Regions from separate parts of the Homo sapiens genome. Here regions 1, 2, 3, 5, 6 and 7 are each linked to region 4. A link is a contact called in ENCODE Hi-C or POLR2A ChIA-PET data. All regions are on one chromosome and are shown on one strand. The core of a region is the stretch at or near the end of the contact, and the rest is flanking DNA. Distances in the headings are between cores, read along the strand shown. Region 1 has its middle 47 kb from the start of SKIL. Region 2 holds the start of GPR160 (G protein-coupled receptor 160). Region 3 holds the start of SEC62 (SEC62 preprotein translocation factor). Region 4 holds the start of RPL22L1 (ribosomal protein L22 like 1). Region 5 holds the start of PLD1 (phospholipase D1). Region 6 overlaps SAMD7 (sterile alpha motif domain containing 7). Region 7 has its middle 13 kb from the start of TMEM212.

The links. Hi-C counts contacts between places; a loop is a spot of excess contacts on that map. ChIA-PET counts read pairs that join two places held with the same protein, here RNA polymerase II (POLR2A). Pooled maps may share reads with other maps.
Region 1: a loop to region 4 is called in a map of ascending aorta, with 2.4 times the contacts of the local background. The contact joins the enhancer-like site here to the promoter of RPL22L1 in region 4. A Hi-C loop is called at or near these places in 1 of 168 maps with a recorded cell type or tissue (ascending aorta) and 4 of 50 pooled maps. POLR2A ChIA-PET finds 5 or more read pairs at or near these places in 6 of 52 experiments (BJ, CD8-positive, alpha-beta T cell, Caco-2 and 3 more).
Region 2: a loop to region 4 is called in a map of CD8-positive, alpha-beta T cell, with 9 times the contacts of the local background. The contact joins the promoter of GPR160 here to the promoter of RPL22L1 in region 4. A Hi-C loop is called at or near these places in 1 of 168 maps with a recorded cell type or tissue (CD8-positive, alpha-beta T cell) and 8 of 50 pooled maps. POLR2A ChIA-PET finds 5 or more read pairs at or near these places in 1 of 52 experiments (activated T-cell).
Region 3: a loop to region 4 is called in a map of CD8-positive, alpha-beta T cell, with 19 times the contacts of the local background. The contact joins the promoter of SEC62 here to the promoter of RPL22L1 in region 4. A Hi-C loop is called at or near these places in 7 of 168 maps with a recorded cell type or tissue (CD4-positive, alpha-beta T cell, CD4-positive, alpha-beta memory T cell, CD8-positive, alpha-beta T cell and 2 more) and 17 of 50 pooled maps. POLR2A ChIA-PET finds 5 or more read pairs at or near these places in 4 of 52 experiments (CD4-positive, alpha-beta T cell, CD4-positive, alpha-beta memory T cell, activated T-cell and 1 more).
Region 5: a loop to region 4 is called in a pooled map, with 4 times the contacts of the local background. The contact joins the promoter of PLD1 here to the promoter of RPL22L1 in region 4. A Hi-C loop is called at or near these places in 2 of 50 pooled maps. POLR2A ChIA-PET finds 5 or more read pairs at or near these places in 2 of 52 experiments (GM12878 and MCF 10A).
Region 6: a loop to region 4 is called in a pooled map, with 5 times the contacts of the local background. The contact joins the enhancer-like site here to the promoter of RPL22L1 in region 4. A Hi-C loop is called at or near these places in 1 of 37 single-sample maps with no recorded cell type and 3 of 50 pooled maps. POLR2A ChIA-PET finds 5 or more read pairs at or near these places in 1 of 52 experiments (activated B cell).
Region 7: POLR2A ChIA-PET joins it to region 4 with 10 read pairs in A673. The contact joins the enhancer-like site here to the promoter of RPL22L1 in region 4. A Hi-C loop is called at or near these places in 4 of 50 pooled maps. POLR2A ChIA-PET finds 5 or more read pairs at or near these places in 2 of 52 experiments (A673 and PC-9).

Annotation. Positions count from the first base shown.
Region 1 is chr3:170,308,938-170,311,637 of GRCh38, forward strand. No RefSeq gene overlaps it. Among named protein-coding and RNA genes, the nearest start is that of SKIL, 47 kb to the right of the region's middle. Within about 2 kb of position 1,399, at least 3 of the 41 ENCODE cell types and tissues checked have a DNase peak (open chromatin) inside an H3K27ac peak, as active enhancers do.
Region 2 is chr3:170,036,558-170,039,257 of GRCh38, forward strand. GPR160 (G protein-coupled receptor 160) reads left to right here and starts at 1,438. Exons shown (of 4, transcript NM_014373.3): 1 at 1,438-1,658; 2 at 2,358-2,486. RefSeq lists silencers at 1,413-1,892, 2,203-2,252, 2,413-2,462 and an enhancer at 2,318-2,700.
Region 3 is chr3:169,965,426-169,968,125 of GRCh38, forward strand. It overlaps SEC62 (SEC62 preprotein translocation factor), which reads left to right and starts at 1,382. Exons shown (of 8, transcript NM_003262.4): 1 at 1,382-1,433. The coding sequence starts at 1,398. It also overlaps the pseudogene FHL1P1. RefSeq lists an enhancer at 1,061-1,500.
Region 4 is chr3:170,868,831-170,871,530 of GRCh38, forward strand. It overlaps RPL22L1 (ribosomal protein L22 like 1), which reads right to left and starts at 1,365. Exons shown (of 4, transcript NM_001099645.2): 1 at 1,329-1,365. The coding sequence starts at 1,337. RefSeq lists enhancers at 858-907, 1,077-1,803, 1,804-2,529.
Region 5 is chr3:171,809,078-171,811,777 of GRCh38, forward strand. It overlaps PLD1 (phospholipase D1), which reads right to left and starts at 1,406. Exons shown (of 27, transcript NM_002662.5): 1 at 1,322-1,406.
Region 6 is chr3:169,930,823-169,933,522 of GRCh38, forward strand. All of the region lies in intron 7 of SAMD7 (sterile alpha motif domain containing 7), which reads left to right. It also overlaps the pseudogene FAM20BP1. Among named protein-coding and RNA genes, the nearest start is that of SAMD7, 21 kb to the left of the region's middle. Within about 2 kb of position 1,414, at least 4 of the 41 ENCODE cell types and tissues checked have a DNase peak (open chromatin) inside an H3K27ac peak, as active enhancers do.
Region 7 is chr3:171,828,780-171,831,479 of GRCh38, forward strand. No RefSeq gene overlaps it. Among named protein-coding and RNA genes, the nearest start is that of TMEM212, 13 kb to the right of the region's middle. Within about 2 kb of position 1,337, at least 22 of the 41 ENCODE cell types and tissues checked have a DNase peak (open chromatin) inside an H3K27ac peak, as active enhancers do.

The DNA.
Region 1 (2,700 bases), core at 149-2,648, 560 kb before region 4:
TGATTTTTGTGGCAGTGCGATTCACTTTCATGTAACTTGTGCCTTACTGGTGTTGACATTTTATTTTTACTCCAATTACTATTTTTAGTATTTGTATGGATAAACAAATTATAAGTACCTAAGAATTAGTGGCTGTTTAATGTGATCTTTTACAAGATATCTGAAAATGAAAGCCCATGCCAGATGGATTCACTAGACTTGAGAGGGTTAAGTTTTCATCAACAATTTAGCTGGTCAGAAGCAAATTCCAATTGTTTAAGAAAGAGCCTGTTGAAACGCTCTAGCAAAATTTTTGAAAATTTAGATGCTTTGTTTTTTCCATAAAAGGGAAGTGCTGGGTGGTTTCTAGAGGTAGTGCCACATAACCAGATTTAAAACTTGCATGAGATAAACTATCTGCAATGTGGGTGGCTACACTTGATGATTTTTACATTATTCATAATATATTTAGGAATAAAAACATGCAAAGGAACTTAAATACAGAAAATACAGAAATTTAGCTCACATTTTACGGCCTTTTACAGAAAATTTTTAAGAAAAAAAATTTTTGAGGCAGTAGATTTTTATTTAAACAGCCAGATTTTTTCTTTTTCTTTTTCTTTTTTCTTTTTTTTTTTTTCTTTTTTTTTTTTTTTTGAGACAGTAGTCTTGCTCTGTCACCCAAGCTGGAGTGCAGTGGTACGATCTCAGCTCACTGCAACCTCCGCCTCCCAGGTTCAGGTGATTCTCATGCTTCAGCCTCCCGAGTAGCTGGGATTACAGGAGTGTGCTACCACCCCCGCCTAATTTTTGTGTTTTTAGTAGAGACGGGATTTTACCATGTTGGCCAGGCTGGTCTTGAATTCCTGACCTCAAGTGATCCACCGCCTCGGCCTCCCAAAGTGCTGGGATTACAGGTGTGAGCTCCCGCACCCAGCTCAGATTTTTCAATTTAAAGATCATGAAAGAACATGCATTTATGTACAGTTTGGCTCAAGTTTATCCAGTTAGAAAGTATTCATTTTCTAACAGGGAAATTTGAATCAGCATGCTAAAGACTTGCTATCTTCCTAGATTATTTTATGTTTTAAATTTTAATTTATGTATTTATTGAGGGCCTTATAATGTGTCTAGCACTATGCTGATTCTGTAGGATTTGGGAAAATGTTAAATAATTTTTTGTGACAGACGGAATAAATGCATTTCAGAAAAGTTGGCTTAAAGTTTAAAAAAAAGGCCTGTGTGTATGTTATTCCTTTACTTAGAAGATATTTCCCATGATCAAAATAAAAATGAATGTTCTCCCCCAATAGTGGGGAGTACGTGGTAAGGCAGCGGGGTAGGCCTGGTGGACTGCAGTGTGCCTGGTTGGCAGAATACTGATTCTATCTGCTTCACCACCACCAGGGGCCAGTCTCTTGCTATAATGAAGGTCAGAGTTACCAGCACCATAGCCCTCTGGAGGAGCCAGTGTATTCACTACAGGCCGGTTACCTAGAGGTTCCAGGATTTTATCAGTGCTGATCATGTGTATTTTAATTTTACGGAACTATTAAAAGTCAATATACCGGCCGGGCGCGGTGGCTCACGCCTGTAATCCCAGCCCTTTGGGAGGCCGAGGCTGGCGGATTCCTTGAGGTCAGGGGTTTGAGACCAGCCTGGCTAACGTGGTTAAACCTCGTCTCTACAAAAATACAAAAACTATCCGGGTGTGGTGGTGCATGCCTTTTATCCCAGCTGCTTGGGAGGCCGAGGCAGGAGAATCGCTTGAACTGGGGAGATAGAGGTTGCAATAAGCTGAGATTGCACCACTGCACTCCAAACTGGGCGAGAGGGCGAAACTCCGTCTCAAAAAAAAAAAAAAAAAAAGAAGTCAATATACCCTTTGAACTGTTATTCAGAACGCTCTAATATGTTATCAGGGAACCTGGAAGGTTTTGTACTAGAATTGCTCTGCCCACTTTAACCATTCTGGATGTTAGAACTTCCATATAAATTAAACACAAATAGGGCCTGTTAAGTGCCAGGCACTGGAGATTCATCAAGCAAGAGTCTAATTGTGTCATGTTTCATCTGTGAAGAATACTTTCAGTTGAAAATAAAACCAGGGCTGCTTTTGGTCATTAAGACACAAAGGAATTCAATTAAAACAAAATCCAGGAAATTATCCACATTCTTCAGTTGTAAACTTTTTTTATTTTTTTTATTTTTTGAGACGAAGTCTCGCTCTGTCTCCAGAGTACAGTGGTGCGATCTCGGCTTACTGCAACCTCTGCCTCCCAGGTTCACACCATTCTCCTGCCTCAGCCTCCCGAGTAGCTGGGACTACAGGCTCCCACCACCACGCCTGGCTAATTTTTTTGTATTTTTTTTTTAGTAGAGATGGGGTTTCAACGTGTTAGCCAGGATGGTCTCTATCTCCTAACCTCATGATCCGTCCGCCTCGGCCTCCCAAAGTGCTGGGATTACAGGCGTGAGCCACCGCACCTGGCCAGTTGTGAACTTTCTATATCAAATGTTGCATGGCATTACAATAGTGTCATTTACTATGACCTGGCATTCATATGCAAAGAAAAACTTTTTAAAAATAGTGTTACTCACAAATTTTAATCCATGGATATTTACAGACATTCAAATTGTCAATTAGAAACATGATTTCAGTGGTGTTTTGATTATGTTGCTATTTCGCAAACACTACTTTTTGGAAAAAAAAAATAGAGA
Region 2 (2,700 bases), core at 188-2,687, 830 kb before region 4:
CCTCCTTGGGAACTCCATGTAGCTCCTGGATTTTGTGATTGAAATAGCATTTAAAAAAAAAAAAAGACTGACATTGTGGAGAGATACAAACGTGTATGGACATGGTCATCTTTAATCTCTAACTGCTATGACACTCAGAGAGGTTGAGAGGCTCAGGACACTCCCCTTGTTCAAGGCTCTGCGTGAAGAGGAGAAGGAAGAAATTGTGCAATATTTTATTTTATTTTATTTGTTTCAGATGAAGTCTGTCTCTGTTGCCCAGGCTGGAGTGTAATGGCGTGATCTTGGTTCACTGCAACCTCTGCCTCCTGGGTTCAAGTCATTCTCCTGCCTCAGCCTCCCAAGTAGCTGGGACTACAGGCATGTGCCATTACGCCCAACTAATTTTTGTATTTTTAGTAGAGGCAGGGTTTCACCATGTTGGCCAGGCTGGTCTTGAACTCGTGACCTCAAGTGATCCACCCGCCTCGGCCTCCCAAAGTGCTGGGATTACAGGCTTGAGCCACTGCGCTGGCCTAATTGTTCGATATTTTAAATGTTTAAATGACCGGCAAGTCGTAGGTGCTCAACAAATATTTGTTGAATGACAACAAATTAGCACTGTTGACACAAAAAAGGCAATGCAATATATGGGCTATTTAATATTTGCAGATTTTTATTTAAAAATCTGAATTCACAGTACACTGCAGGCGGTTGCTTAGAAGCATACAAGTTTCAAGAAGTTCTGTCACCCTGTGTATACTCTTTTTTTTTTTTTTTTTTTTTTTTTTTTTTTTTTTTGATACGGAGTCTTGCTGTTGCTGCCCAGGCTGGAGTGCAGTGGTGCGGTCTTAGCTCACTGCAACCTCCGCCTCCTGGGTTCAAGCGATTCTCGTGCCTCAGCTTCCCAAATAGCTGGGATTACAGGTGCGTGCCACCAAGCCCGGCTAATTTTTGTATTTTTAGTAGACATGGGGACCAACGTGGACCATGTTGGCCAGGCTGGTCTCAAACTCCTGACCTCAAGTGATCCGCCCACCTTGACCTCCCAAAGTGCTAGGATTACAGGCATGAGCCACCGCCTGGCCACCCTGTGTAAACTCTTATCTGGAGACAACTGCCAAGTTTACATTTGCAGAGGTAAGGGAAGGAGAGGCCCTGACCCAGTGGCCCCCGCTCGCCCGCCTGCTGGGGAGATGGGGAGCTCCTAGGACAGGGGCCGGGTCCTCAAGATGTGGCATGAGGAAGGGGGTCTCACTGAGCCCCCAAGCGGCTCCCGCACTGCGCACCCCTGGCTGCGTCCCTCTGCCAGCCTCAACTCAGCCCTCTCCTAGCCGGCGGGGGGTGACAGTCTCTGTGATATCTTTCCGTCCCGCCGGCAGGCGGCGCCCTCCGGCCCTTGTTTCGTTGGGCCCGGACGGGACGTGCGCGCTCAAAGGTTGCCCGTCTCTGACGCCCGCATTTCCTGGTCTGGAGCCGGCTGAGCCACAGCAGGGTCGCCGCGGGGTCCCGGGGCCGTGCTCCCCTGCCCCTCCCGGGAGCGCGCGGGGCGGGGCGGGGCGGGGCGGGACCAGGCGGGCGAGCTGGGCCCTCGCCCCTCCCTCGGGCGGTCACCTGGGCACGGGCGCTGCAGGTGTCGGGGCCTCAACCTTGCGGAGCCGACAGCCATCGATCCTCGGGTGAGTGCGGGCGCAGGTGGAGGGCGCCCGGCGCTCTCGCCACCGGCGTCCCAGCCTCGGGGCGGCGAACGGTCCCCGCGCCGCTCCCAGCCTCCCTGGCCGGGCGTTCAGCGCGCCTGGGAGGGGAAGGAATTTCCTTTGCAGGAACTCAGGGGCTGGGGGTTCTCTGCTACTTAAGAGATCCAGGAGTGGAGCCCGGACGCCCGAGCCTTCCTGCTTCGGGATGGGGATTACCGCGGAGCCTTAGCAACTGGGGTCTGTCGTGGGTTTGAGGGCAGGGGGTCTGGGGAATGGGCGTGTCCCGCACCCAGAGACTCGCCACCCTCTCTCCAGGGGAGATGCTTTTTAAACATGACAAACCCAGCAAGGTTATAGAAATGGGTGTATGCAACTCTTCGCTCTTTCCTGGCGCCCAGAGGTGAATAGTCTCACACACACGCGCGCGCGCGCGCGTGCGTGCATTCATTGGGGCCGACTTTGCCTCCCCTCCCCTGGCCTCGAGCGTTGGGGACGGCGCCCCCGCCCGCGCCCGCCACTGGGATTAAGCCCCAGGGCCTTGCCCGGCTATTTGTTTTCCGAGGCCGTTGCGTCCGGGTAGGTTCCTGGATGACCATCCTGGCTGGCTCAAAATTCCCTCTAGATTACCTGCGACCACCCCCAGGAACCCGGAGACTGAAACTCCTTTTCTCACCTGCGCAGGTGGCCTCGAGGTGGTGGCAGGGCCGCCCCCTGCAGTCCGGAGACGAACGCACGGACCGGGCCTCCGGAGGCAGGTTCGGCTGGAAGGAACCGCTCTCGCTTCGTCCTACACTTGCGCAAATGTCTCCGGTAAGGGGAAGTGTCGCTTAAATCCCAGAGATAACCCCCACCGAGAAGCATCACAAAAGACATGAACGAGTGTTTAGCTCTCAGGATTGTTATTGCTTCGAGTGAAATGGTTTCTTGTGTGCTTTTGTGCATTTATATATAAATATAAACATATATGTATACATTTGACAAGCTCTAAGACCGGCACTTGTGATATCTCCAGAATAGAGTTATT
Region 3 (2,700 bases), core at 132-2,631, 900 kb before region 4:
TTTTAATGGTATAATAAACGCTTACAACCTAACATTAAGTGAAAAAAGCAGCTGCCTTATTGCATATGATCTCAATTTGGGAAACAGGAAAAAATATAAATACAAACACACATGCACACACACACACAAAGTCAGAATACTATAAGAAAATAAACTGAACGGTCACAGTGGCTCACGCCTGTAGTTCCAGTTACTCAGGAGACAGAGACAGGTGGATCGTTTTGAGCCCAGGAGTTCAAGACCCGCCCGGGCAACATAAGGAAACTCCATCTCCACACAAAAAAAGTAAAAATTAGCCAGGTGTGGTGGCTCATGCCTGTAGTTCCAGCTACTCAGGAGGCTGAGGAGGGAGATCAGTTGAGACGAGGAGTTCGGTGATGCAGTGAGCCGAGACTGCGCCACTGCACTCCAGCTTGGGCAATATAGAGCGAAACTCAGCATCAAAAAAAAAAGAACATCTTTCTATTCTGAATTTTCCCAATTTTCTACAATTAAAAACGCTTTAAAGATCTCTATAAAGTCAGTCAAGGGAATTTCTATCTAAGCACTTACCAGCAATTTGAGCTCCTTCTCTTTTGGTCTAGGTGGCTCTAAAATAACAATAAAGGCTACAGTGATTGAAATTCACCAGACTTGAAATAGACTGCAGCCTTCTTCCTTCCCACCTTCTTAGAATCTTTGTCCTATTCATCTTCCTTACGCTTCCCCGGGTTCTCTTACTTCTGGATTCTAACAGTGAGTTGTGAGAAGCAACGCGGAAAACGGAATGGAGACTCCAGCTTGTTTTAAACGAGCTGTATTACCCCGCACAGTGCAGGAGAAAAGATAATTGGCTCAGGTCTCGGCTCTGCCATCTACCACCTGTGGAGCCTTAGATAAGTCAGTTCTTATCTCTGTCACTCAACGGTCTCGGTCTTGTCATCTTTTACATGGAATGTCATGAAATATACAGTACATTGCAGGAACTGCCTCAGGTAAAGACTTCTAGGGTTCAGTAGGTCTCAGTCGATCCCTCTGAGAAAGGCCGCACCCTAAATGCACAGACTCTGACTCTAAGGGGATGGGGTCGGGGAATCTGCATTTTAGTAGCTTCTCAGGTGATTCAGATGCTCAGTCAGGATTGAGAAACCAGGACTCTTCCCAGCCCTCCTGTTCTCTGATCCACTTCTCTGCTTCCTCCACGTCCTAACGATTCTCCAGTTCCCGCACAGCAGGAGCGGAGGGAAGAGGGGAGAGAAGGCACCGCTAAGGACCGCTGGCCCCGCCAGGCGGCCGACCTCCCCATTCCAGGGGCGCCAGCCGGCGGATTACATAACGGGCCTCGGGGCGCGTTCTCGCGAGGTTTCCACCGCCCCCTCCTCGCTCCACGTCAGAGGGAACCGGGCGGAGCGGCCAACATGGCGGAACGCAGGAGACACAAGAAGCGGATCCAGGTAGCAAAGCCGAGCTCTGGGCAGGGGGCTTCGGCGCGCTGGATAGTGGAAGGGGCGGGGAAAGCCCCCTAAAAGGGCGAGCGAAAGCAAGGGCGAGGTGGGGTGGGGTGGGGTGGGGTTCCGCCGCGAGGCAGCTGGCTGCAGGCTGCGCGTTGTGAGGGGCCTGAGGGGGGGCGGTGTTGGCGACGGCGGAGACAGAGACGGAGGTGGTGGTGGAGCAGCAGGGGAAGGAAGGAGGCGCCGCGCTCAGAATCCGGCTGCGGAGGCGCGGCTGTGGGCCTGGAGTTCCTGTGGTCGCGCTGTCCCGGGCCTGAGCTGGAAGGTCAGCCTCCCCTGGGGCGCAGACGCTGACCCTTCCCGGGGCTCCTCCCCTCCCTTCACCCCATCCTCTGGCCTTAGCTGGCCTGAAATTAAGGCCACGGTAATAGGGGTAGCAGGAGGCGGCGGACTGACCTAAAGCAGCTGGTTCTTTGTGCGCATAGACCGTAAGGGGGAATGATCTGGACTTGGTCAGCTGCCTCGGGGCCTAGGCAGGGATCTGCTCATCCAGATGTTCAGTTGCGTTGCCCTTCTTTCCCTTCAATATTATTAACTTAATAGTCCACTTGAAGCTTGCCGGCTTTTTTCCGGGCGACGTGGTGTAAACAACCACAACCTCGTTGGTGCTGCAACGAGCTGGTGGAGCCCAGAAACCTTTCACATGCCAGTGTGTCATCCTCGTAGTAACGTACATAACATCTCCCCCTAATTCCACATGCGTGTCATTTGTGCATTTCTTCCTTGCGATTTTCCCTGGTTCTTGTTCTTTGCCAAGAGGATTAATTATGTAGAACATCTTGGACTCAGGATATTTATTAGTCGTCTCATCAGCTGATGTGCTGAGAAACCTTCATAAGCCCTCAAATTGATCACATGTAGTAAATTGTTACTATAATCATAAATTGTTACATTCATCATTGCCTTTCTGTTCCTTACTATTTCATTGCTTAGAATGATTTTTTCTTTCTTCCATTTTATCCCTTCTTTTTTTTTTTAAGTTTATCGATTTATTGGCGTACAATACAGATGTTTTGAGCTATGCAAGTTAAAATTCTTCTGTAAACTTTTTAAGTGCTGTGAAAAAGACACACATGATCAGTAAATTTGGAATTTTGGAATTTGGCAGAAATAAAGTAGTTCCGAACAGGGTGCAGAAGGGAATTAGAAAGAGGCAGATTTCGAGTTCAGACAGATAAGACTAGGTCTTAAGATCAGTAGAAGTTTCTAA
Region 4 (2,700 bases), core at 115-2,614:
AAAAGAAAAAATAAAAATAAAAAAGGCAAGGTGCCGTCCCAGCACTTTGGGAGGCTGAGGCAGGAGGATCACGTGAGGTCAGGAGTTCAAGGCCAGCCTGGCCAACATGGTGAAACCCCATCTCTAGTAAAAATACAAAAATTAGCCAGGTGTGGTGGTGCATGCTTATAATCCTAGCTATTCAGGAGGCTGAGTCGGGAGGATTGCTTGAACCCGGGAGGCGGAGGTTGTAGTGAGCCTGATCATGCCACTATACTCCCACCTGGGCAACAGACTCTGTCTCAAAAAAAAAAAAAAACCTAAAAACCAACACCGTGGAACTTAAATTTTCCATATCCAAACCTTTTATACCAAGACCATATAATATGGCTACATAAGCAAAATGTTACTGTGGCCAGCAACCATGTACATTCACTGCAATATGAACAAACAAATCTGTATTTATCAGACTATAACCTCCAATTTAGATTCACCCAAGTGGCTACCAAGTATTACACATTAGTTTGCTTTCTCAGGTAGCATGGTAACATGTGCCAAAAGATAATTACCCAGTTGGCGCAGAAGTTAATTTGGGAGACACAAACAACTTCTGTCTAATGGAACAGATAACCCTATAGGGTTTATGGCCATGCTGGGCATTACCCAGTTTTGTAGCTAGCCCAGCAATTTTATCCTAACTTTATTTGTAAATTGCGCATGTATATCTAGCTTTTCAGATATTCTTAGGAACATTTTAACATCTTACTGGTTCCCTTACTAATGACTTAAGTAAAACATCTGAAGCACGTTTATTTCACATTGCTGGAATCTAGACTTATACTTTTCTAAAAATTACTTCACCGAGAAACTTCTTCCCCAACTGAAAGTTCTCAAAAACTTGTGATGTCGGCCATCGCGGGAGCTGAGCGCCTAGGAGCTCCCTCTGGCCTGGCAAAGGTCGTCAGACCGGCCCGATTACCCACCATTCCCCTACCCAGTGCTGAGTGGCAAAAGCATTATCAGGCGCGAGATAGTAAAGAAATGGCTCAGATTGCAGTACCACCGGCCCATTTACAGTTGTGCCTCCCTCTTTCCCGCGTGTCCAAAACCACCCATCCTAAACCAATTCCGGGCCCAGCTCCAACTCCACTAGACCTCATGGCAGCTGCCAGGGAGTCTCGAAAAACAGTTCAGGATCCTCGCGTCTTGGTTGTGTTTCTGACCCAGACTTCACTACTCCCCTCCCTTTATCTTGACTGAGACGTCTCCACTCGACAGATGCAAAAATCGTTACAGCGGAAATCATTAAATTGCCACACAACACTCCCACCAAGACATCGCTCACTCACCGGCGCCATCTTGCGAGTCGGCCGCGAGAGCAGAGAGGAAGCTACGGCCGCGCGGTCTGCATTTATATCAAAGCGTGCTGCGTCACGCGCTGAGAGCGTCAGATTGTCGCCTCCCGGAAAAGAAAGCGGGAGGAGCGCTGAGGCCGGTAACCCAGGAAACCAGTGCGCTGCCGGACGAGAGTAGGCCATCGGCTTTCCGCGGGCACACGCGGGTGGCTGTGGTTGAACTGACTCTCGGGTTTCCGCTCCTGGCTGTTCAAGCCGATTAATTGCAGTGGCCTCTACAGTTACCTAGTGGCTGCTCCCGGATACGGACGCACGCGAGGGATGCAGGAGTCATCTTTCACTAATCACCGGAATCCCCTTTCCAATCAGGGCAAGGCAGTGTCTCAGGTTGCTTTGGGATCTCCTTTTATTGCAGTTATAATCCTCCAGCGAAAAAGTTATTTGTTTGTGTTTTGTCTGTGAGCCTCGTTTTCTAAATGACTGTTGAGGGAAATTGGTGCTTCGGGGACCAGGTCCTCGGGAAAAAAAAATCATGTATATATATGCTTACACGCCCACGCCTGTAATCCCAGCACTTTGGGAGGCCGAGGCCGGAGAATCTCTTGAGCCCAGGAGTTCGAGACCACCCTTGGCAGCGTAGGCATAGGGAGAACCCGTCTCTACAAACAATTTTAAAAAAAATGGCCCGCGTGGTGGTGCGCGTCTGTACTCCCAGCCACTCGGGAGGCTGAGGCAGGAGCATCGCTTTACCTTGAGAGGCGGAAGTTGCAGTGAGTCGAGATCGAGCCACTGCACTCCAGCCTGGGTAACAGTGAGACTGTCTCAAAGGGAAAAACACGTAGTGCTTGCTTCTTGTTCATTCGTTTGGTATAATTTATCATGGGTTTTACAGTTAATCCCAGGTCTCTTGATTTCCATCCAAAATGCTCCCAGTTAAAATTCAATGAATGTTTGCTGTGACCTATCAGTATGTACAAGACACACGAGGGTGGAAGTGTCTTGCTGACAAAAGGAAAAAGTAGCTTTTGAGCTTTGAAGGATTGTAAATTGACATCAGATCCGAAAAGTGGCATGCTGAACCGCTTGGGTTTAGCAGTAATATGTTTTCGTGGAGATGAAATTATCATACCTAGGGGTAGGGGTAAGGGATGGGGTGGACTTTGTTGTTAATTTGAAGAATGACCCCAGAAAGTAAGAACTGTTCGTGGCCTTTATGCCAGCAAGTAGTTATCGTGGAAACTATGCTTTAATAGAGCATATGACTTGTAGAGTCTGAAGAGAGGCCCTGAATTCCTAGAAGAAATCCATTTCAACAAGATTTTTTAGTTGTCTGCCTTAAGAGCTACAATAATCACATTTCTCTTTC
Region 5 (2,700 bases), core at 156-2,655, 940 kb after region 4:
GCCTCCCAAAGTGCTGGGATTACAGGCGTGAGTCACCGCGCCCAGGCAGCACTCCAACTTTTTATATGGATTGTTAACTGTACTGGTTCTTGAGAAGCCAGACTGAGCGCTTATACAATTAGTCCAAAGATCCCCAAACAACATTTAAAGGCTGTCTACAAATTCAAGCTAAAAGACTGTGTACAAATTCATTTGTGTGTCACAAAACATTTAATACTGAAAGAGATTCTTATTCAAATAGGCAGTGTGTAAATGTGGGGTCTGTTAACAGTTCAAATTGCAGATTCCTTTCCTTCTTTAAGTTTTCATTGCACCACCACGAACTAAACCATTTAACATACCTCAGAGGTCTCTGGGTACCTAGTCTCTCAGAGGCCTTTGGAGGCCCACGAAGGCTTATCTTAACTAAAATTGGCAGGGCTGGCTGATAAAGTTAACGGAACTCCCCATTTTGGAGGCAGACTTAGTAATGGTCAAACGAAGAAACTGTTGTGGTCTGTTCTTAAAAAGCTACTAGTATTTAGTGCTTCACAGAGGAAGTAAAGAAAGCAATAATCCGAGATGAGGAGGAGCAAATACAGGCGTGGCGGTAGTTCAGGACTGAGTCTACAAGGGCGGTTCTCAAGGGCGTCACAAAATCCTATGGAAGGCTTGGAGGACGGCACTCCTGGATCTGAGCCCTACGTCCCAAACACCTTCAATCGTATTGTGAGGAAGAAGACCTTTTACACACTCCCTGCTGCTGGCCCCCGGCCCCCTCGCCCCACCTCCGAGTGGTCACATCACACGGCGGGAGCCGCGGTCAGCAGCTGTGATCACACCCCCAGGACCGTGCTCTGCGGGCTGGGCTCGAAGCCTTGGGACGCGGCACTTCCTGGTTGGTACGGGATGCCGGTCCCATCGCCCCCACCAGCCCAGTCATGCCACCGCGCACCCGAACCAAGGGCGCCCGGATGACCTGGGGACACCACACACACTGCACCCGAAGCCCTGTGGCGGCGAGGCGGTGCATCCTGCAGAGGACGCCTGGGCTTCAGCCTGAGCCTGCGCGGCTCTGCGCTCCAGGCAGCCGCCCGCGCGGCAAAAGTGCGTGCCAGAGTTGTCAGCTTTCACCCTGCAGGAATTCCACCCGAAGGCGTGCGAGGGAGGCCCTTGGGGATCGCTAGGGAGTCCGCCGCCGACTCACTCGCTGAAATCCCGTCCAAGTTGGGCGGGGAGCGGCCAGCTGCCCAGGTTGGGCGGAGGAGGGACGGAGGGCGAGGGCAGTGGAAACCCGGCTCCCACGGGCGCCCGGTGATCCGGGTCTCGGCGCGGCTCCTACCTGCAGGGCGAAGGGGCCGCTAGCACCTGCGCGTTGGCGGCGGACTCTCAGGGCTCGGGTGCCTCTGGCACAGCTGGAGCTCAGCGGGAGGGAGGGAGAGAGGGCGGGCCGGAGGGGGCTCTGCGCTGCGCGGCCGGCAGGAACTCTCCGCCCGGATTCGCCCCGGATTCGCAGGGGTGGAGCGAGGCGGTGCCAGGTCCCGGGGCGTCGCGGTGCCGGCTGGAGGCCCCAGCGGGGCAGGTCTCGCGACTGGGCCTCTGATCGCCCGCGTTCCTTGTTCTCTTTTCCCAAAGTTTCATAACTCGACCGCATCACCCTAGGGAATGCTCGCTATTAGGACCATTATCAGGTCCTCTCGAGCCGCCAAGGACCAGCCACCTTTCCCGGAGCTTTGCCTATGATATCTATTCTTCGACTACTGCGGATAGTAGCCACAACTGGTCCAACTTATAAGTAAGGAATCAGCAAATCAAACGGCTAAATAACTTGCCTGAGGTGACATAATTAAGAGACTGGAGCTTTGCTGGAGTCTTTATAAGCCTTCTTGCACCTCCTTAGGGAAGTGTTATCGCCAATTTACAGGTAAGGAAATGAAGGCTCAGAACCAGCCCGAGGTCACACAGCTTAGATGGAGGGGGACGGGAATTTGTGTCCCGATGTCTCTAAAACTGGTTATAATTCAGAAATCTTAGCATAAAATAATAAATTGGGAGCAAAACAGGGAAAAGACCCATTCCACCTATGGAACCGTTCAAACACGGCAATTTTGCTGTTTTCAGTCCACTTAGAATAAAGTCTTAAGAAAAAGAGAACCAGTTGTCATGTGGCTTGAATAGCAGCCCTTTGGGAATGTAATTTTGAATATAGGCCAGTTCCAACCTCATTACACGATATTGCATCCCGCCAAAGCCAGGGGAAGCAATGGCCTCCCCATGCACCAAACTGCTAATAACGTCAGCCACTTTAAAGCATTTAGTGGATATTACACAACTGCGACTGACCAAGTTACATAATGTCTTACTGCACACATGGCATTGCATGAAATGAAAAATATAATATACCAGTCCAAATTAGGGGAGGGGGGCCAAATTATAGTCTGGAACTCAGTTTTCCTGTAACCTACAGTTGCTCAGCCCTCCTTAGACCACATTTTTGTCTCTTGAGCACATCTTTTCCTAATGATAGAAGAGTCACACAGCCCTCACTCTTTCCTTGTTGACATAAATGATTGATGTCTTTTGAATCCTATGATACTGACAGATTTTTACAATTAAACACATGACTCTCTGAGCAGAGTATTGCCTAAGAGGAGTTTAGTAAGTTTCAGACAAGCATGTTACTGGAAGGCAGAATACCCTCTCTCCTCCCCTCTTTCTCAA
Region 6 (2,700 bases), core at 164-2,663, 940 kb before region 4:
CGCCCACCTCGGCCTCCCAAAGTGCTGGGATTACAGGCATGAGCCACCGCGCCCAGCCCCATAGCCCCTTTCTTTAAATGAGTTGGACCAAGGTGCTGAGATTAGCTGGCGTTAAACCTACTGTCCCCCAACTATCCTCTTACTCCCCATCTCTGCCTTAGGTGCCTACTCAGCAACTTCTCACCACTCACCTCCTGTAGGTAGAAAAAGAAATTCAGCAGAAAAAAAATAACAACTAAAACCCAAAGCCCCAAGTGCAAATGAACTCTTTTAAATAGGTGTAGAGAAAGGATTGGTGGCTCAGCTGTTAAGGAACATTCAGGAGAGCCTGCAACATATTTTGTTCCAAGTAAATGTCTAGTTCAGAGGACTCAGCAGATAAAATATCCTCTCTCTAAAAAGAACTGAAATTACTGAAAATATGTGCACATTTATATCATTACACATGGCCCAAACTGCTCTGGTGAGAAAGAAGGGGGTACATCTGAGCGACAGGGACATGTATGTGTCCTCGCCCCAGGCCCTGAGTACATCCACCATGGCTGAGGGTTAGATCCTCACACATTTCAGTCCCCTGGCTGCCAGCCTACCTCTGCTTGAAAATTTATCCACGTGGTTCCTCCTTTGGATGCTCACAAATTGTCAGGTGCACACTACCACACCCAGCTAATTTTTTTTAAAGAGATGGGGGTCTACTATGTTGCCCAGACTTGTCTCAAACTCCTGGGCTCAAGTGATCCTCCAGCCTTAGCCTCCCAAGTAACTGAGATTACAGATGTGAGCCACCGCACCTGGCTCTTTAATTTATATTAGCCATTTTCTATAATTTGCTTAATTAAAATAGGAAAAGAAATAATTACTTAATGCAGTTTGTTGGGGGACGGCTGGCTCAGCGCTGAGAGAGGTGGCCAGGGAATGGTGGGAGCTGCAGTGGTGGTGGCAGTGGCTGGGGTGATAAGCACAGCCTGGGGCTGCCCCTCCTCGGGGGCCATGCTGCATTGCACTGCATGGGTAGCCACGAGCGAGTCTAGGACGCAACGGGAACTGTGGAAGGTGCATCCACAAATGGACCAATGTGTGTAATGATGGAATCTCCTTACTAACCATTACCACTGCCTCTCCTTGATAAGTGAGCCAGAGAGTGAGTGGGTCAGGGGAGAAGAAAAGAGGTCAACATGAAGCTAAAGCAGCGAGTCATGCTGTTAGCAATTCCTGTCATCTTTATCTTCACCAAAGTTTTCCTGATTGACAACTTAGATACATCAACTGCCAAGCAGCGTTTCACTACTTGATCCCCTGAGGGCTTTTCACCGAATGATGACTGGCTTGTGGATGGAGCTGTCACCCAAGTTGGACCACACGTTGCAGTCTTCCTAGGAGACTGCAGCCCAGTGGGTGGTTCCCCAGGAAGTGTACTGTGAAGAGACACCAGAGCTGGGGGCAATCATGCATGCCATGGCCACCAAGCAAATTATTAAAGCTGATGTGGGTTATAAAGGGACACAGCTGAAAGCCTTACTGATCCTTGAAAGGGAACAGAAAGTTGTTTTCGAACCTAAGTAGTATAGCCGAGACTATGTAGTGGAAGGGAACCATATGCCGGTTATGATAGACACAATGCGGAGGTAGCAGCCTTTCACTTGGACAGGATTGTGGGTGTCCCAGAGCCCTGCTGATGGTGGGCAGATCCGTTCATCTTCAGACAGAGATCAAGCCTGTTACCATGGAGCAGCTGTTGAGCCCCTTCCTAACTGTAGGACACAATACTTGTTTTTATGGGAAGTGTTATTACTACCGAGAAACAGAATCAGCTTGTGCCGATGGAGACACAATGGAAAAATCTGTCACACTTTGGCTTCCAGATGTGTGGCCTCTCCAGAAACACTGACACCCGTGGGCCAGGACTTACTGAAAAGGCAAATTGGCCAGGTGGGAGTATGATGAGCGCTACTGTGAGGCTGTGAAGAAAACGTCCCTTTATGACTCTGGCCTGTGCCGCCTGGACACCATTAACACAGCTGTCTTTGATTACCTGATTGACAATGCTGACTGCCATTACTATAAGAACTTTCAAGATAATGAGGGCGCCAGTATGCTCATCCTTCTTGATAACAACAAAAGCTTTGGGAACCCCTTGCTGGATGAAAGAAGCATTCTTTCCCCCCCTCTATCAGTGTGGCATCACTCAGGTGTCTACCTGGAACAGACGGAACTACCTAAAGAATGGTGTGCTGAAGTCTACCTTAAAATCTGCCATGGCCCATGACCCCCTCTCCCCAGTGCTCTCTGATCCTCGTCTGGACGCCATGGACCAGTGGCTCCTGAGTGTCCTGGCCACCGTGGAGCAGTGCACTGACCAGTTTGGGATGGACACTGTATGGTAGAAGACACAATGCCTTTCTCCCACTTGTAACTCTCAATAAAAAATAAGTGAAACTTCTTTTTACAAAGATAGAGAAGCAGCACAATCAATTCCAAATGGTATGAAATGGATTGGAAATGGCCAGCAGCAAGTTCTGGTGACAGGGGACAGGGTGGCCTTGGATGTCTTTGGTGTTTTCTGTAGTAGAAACTAAAGCAAAGACCACAAGTTTCTGAGCATGGAGATGTTCCTGCTGAATCACCTTCTGAATTCCTCAGCAATTGCCCATTCTAGCAATAGGCATCATAGTTGGTCAGTCTTAATTCCCAGGCCAAAGG
Region 7 (2,700 bases), core at 87-2,586, 960 kb after region 4:
GCAGATGAAAACTAAGGGAAAATATCAAAATCAAGATTCACAATGATTTAACATGAATTGGAGAGTGGGTTAAAATTACCAAGAATTTAAGCAATAATAGTGTAAAGTTTGACAAATCAACTTCACATAGATGGGATTGGGGAGATGGCTGGTTTAACGAGACTTCATGCAATAAAAGACCTGAGAGCTTCAGCTCACTGCAAGCTCAGTGGTATCTAAGAGCATGACAGCAACGCTGCTGTGATGATAGGCAGTATTAATAAGACTGTCATACCCGGAACAGAGAAGTGATATCTCCCCATTCTCTGACTAGATGACAAGCTTTATCGCTTGTGTGTATGTGCCCTTATTGGCCCAACCACATTGGGTTTGTAGGATGGGGAGGCAGGAGGAGGGTGCTGCCTCATCCCAGAGAATTTTGGACACATTCCCCAGTGCCACAGGGGCAATGCTACGGCTGATGGTGATTTTGGAGTTCATACATAACTCTGGACCCAGTACTTAGATCTGCTAATGAGTAGATAGCTTATGCAATTTCCCTACCTTGTAATTTCCTCCTCTGTGAGAGTATTTGTGAAAAAATATTGCATAAGGACTTTAAAAAAATGGTTAGAGCTAAGTTTTGTTCTGAAGTCTAGGCCAAAATTGGATTTGAGATTGATGGATAGAAGAGGTTTTCTACTTTCATTTGCTAAAACCATGAACTTGGATTTGATCCTGGAAGGAGAAAATGTTTTTTGCAATGATATCTATCAGGAGCTTGCTGGTTGGACTGATTGCTATTGATTGACTGCTTACCAAATGTTTTTAAGATGACCTCTAGATATGCTCTCTGGTTTAGTCATCTCATTATAAAATTTGCAGAGTATTAGCTATGAGTGATTATAATCAAATAGACAATAAATTTCTTACAGTCAGGAAACATATGCCTTTTAGGATTTTCATTTCTAGTCCCTCCCTTCCTCCCTCCCTCCCTTCCTCCCTTCCTTCCTTCCTTCCTTTCTTCCTTTCTTCTTTCTTTCTGCAGTGTCAAATAGTGCTAAGCACAATGTAGTAGATGACTGATTGATAGTGATAGTCCCAATCTTTACATAACTGAGGGCCCCCAGGTCAGGCTAAACTATTGCAAATTCAGACAAGACTAAGGAGGTTCTACAGTCAGCTGTATTTGCATGAAGCTGAGAGTCCACTGGGGAAGAAAAATCCTCCCACAGAAGGAAAGTCAAGGCCAGTAGCTGGGTCCAAAGATAATGGGATAGACCATACTGTGACCATCTGCCAAGGACAAGCAACAGCAGGAATCACTGCAGCAGCTGCAGAAGGCATGGGGCCCAGGGCCACCTGGAGGCAGCTGGAGGAAATGAGTGTGGGAGCCTGTGCTGCCCGAAGAGCAGGCTCCTGAGGGAGACATCTCCTGGAACATTCGAGCTGGGACAGAGTCCCGCGGTCCTGCAGCCAGGGTGAAGTAAAGGAAAATAGTGTGGCCTAGAGCACCAGGGTTCTCGTGTGTTTTAAACTATTTTGAAAAACAGTTAGAAGAGAAAACTGGTGTACATCCTTCAAAGGGCACACTCCCGTATCTTTCCTCATGAGGAAAAGCTGGTAAAAGTAATACCTCCTCTGTGCTTTCAGAGTGTCTACTGTTGACAAACACCATGTTTAGGTTAGAAAGAGTCTACTGATTTTTCATTCCAGAGTTACACTCATATGTTAAAAATAAAGGCTTTTATTCACTAAATTTGCACCAAAAATTATACAAATCTTTCTTCTAAGAAAACAGAGCATAAGGTTTTCCTAACTGAAATAATTATGTTTTTCAAAAACCAACTATAGAAATTATTCCTCACCACATGTTCTCACTCATATGTGGAAGCTAAAAAAAGTTGATCTCATAGAAGTAGAAAGTAGAACAGAGGATACTAGAGGCTGGGAAGGATGGGGGATGGGGGAGGGAATAGGGAGAGGCTTATTAAAGGATGCAGTATTATAGCTAGAGAGGAGGAATAAGTTCCAGTGTTCTATACCACTACAGAATAACTCTGGTTAACAATAATAGATTATATATTTTTAAATAGTTAGAAAGAAGATATTGAATGTTCCCAATATAAAGAAATGATGTTTGAGATGATGATTACGCAAATTAACCTGATATGATCACAATAGATTTTACATTTTGAAACACCACTATGTTTCCCATAAAAATGTACAATAATTATATGTCGATTTTTCAAAATGGCATTAAATCTATGTTGTAAATGCTTCTCAGATTTGATCAATGTGTATGTGCTCTTTGAAATGTCTTTAATTAAAAAAAAAAAAAAAGGGCCGGGCGCAGTGGCTCACACCTGTAATCCCAGCACTTTGGGAGGCCGAGGTGGGCAGATCACGAGGTCAGGAGATCAAGACCATCCTGGCCAACATGGTGAAAACCCCCTCTCTACTAAAAATACAAAAAAAAAAAAAATTTAGCCAGGCGTGTTGGCATATGCCTGTAGTCCCAGCTACTCAGGAGGCTGAGACAGGAGAATTACTCGAACCTGGGAGGCAGAGGTTGCAGTGAGCCAAGATCGCGCCACGGCACTCCAGGGCAACAGCGCGAGACTCTGTCTCAAAAAAAAAAAAAAAGAAAGAAAAAGAAAAAGAAAAGATTGTCTTCTCTAGCCCAGAATTAACAAGAAAAACTTAAAAAGTTTTTCTGAG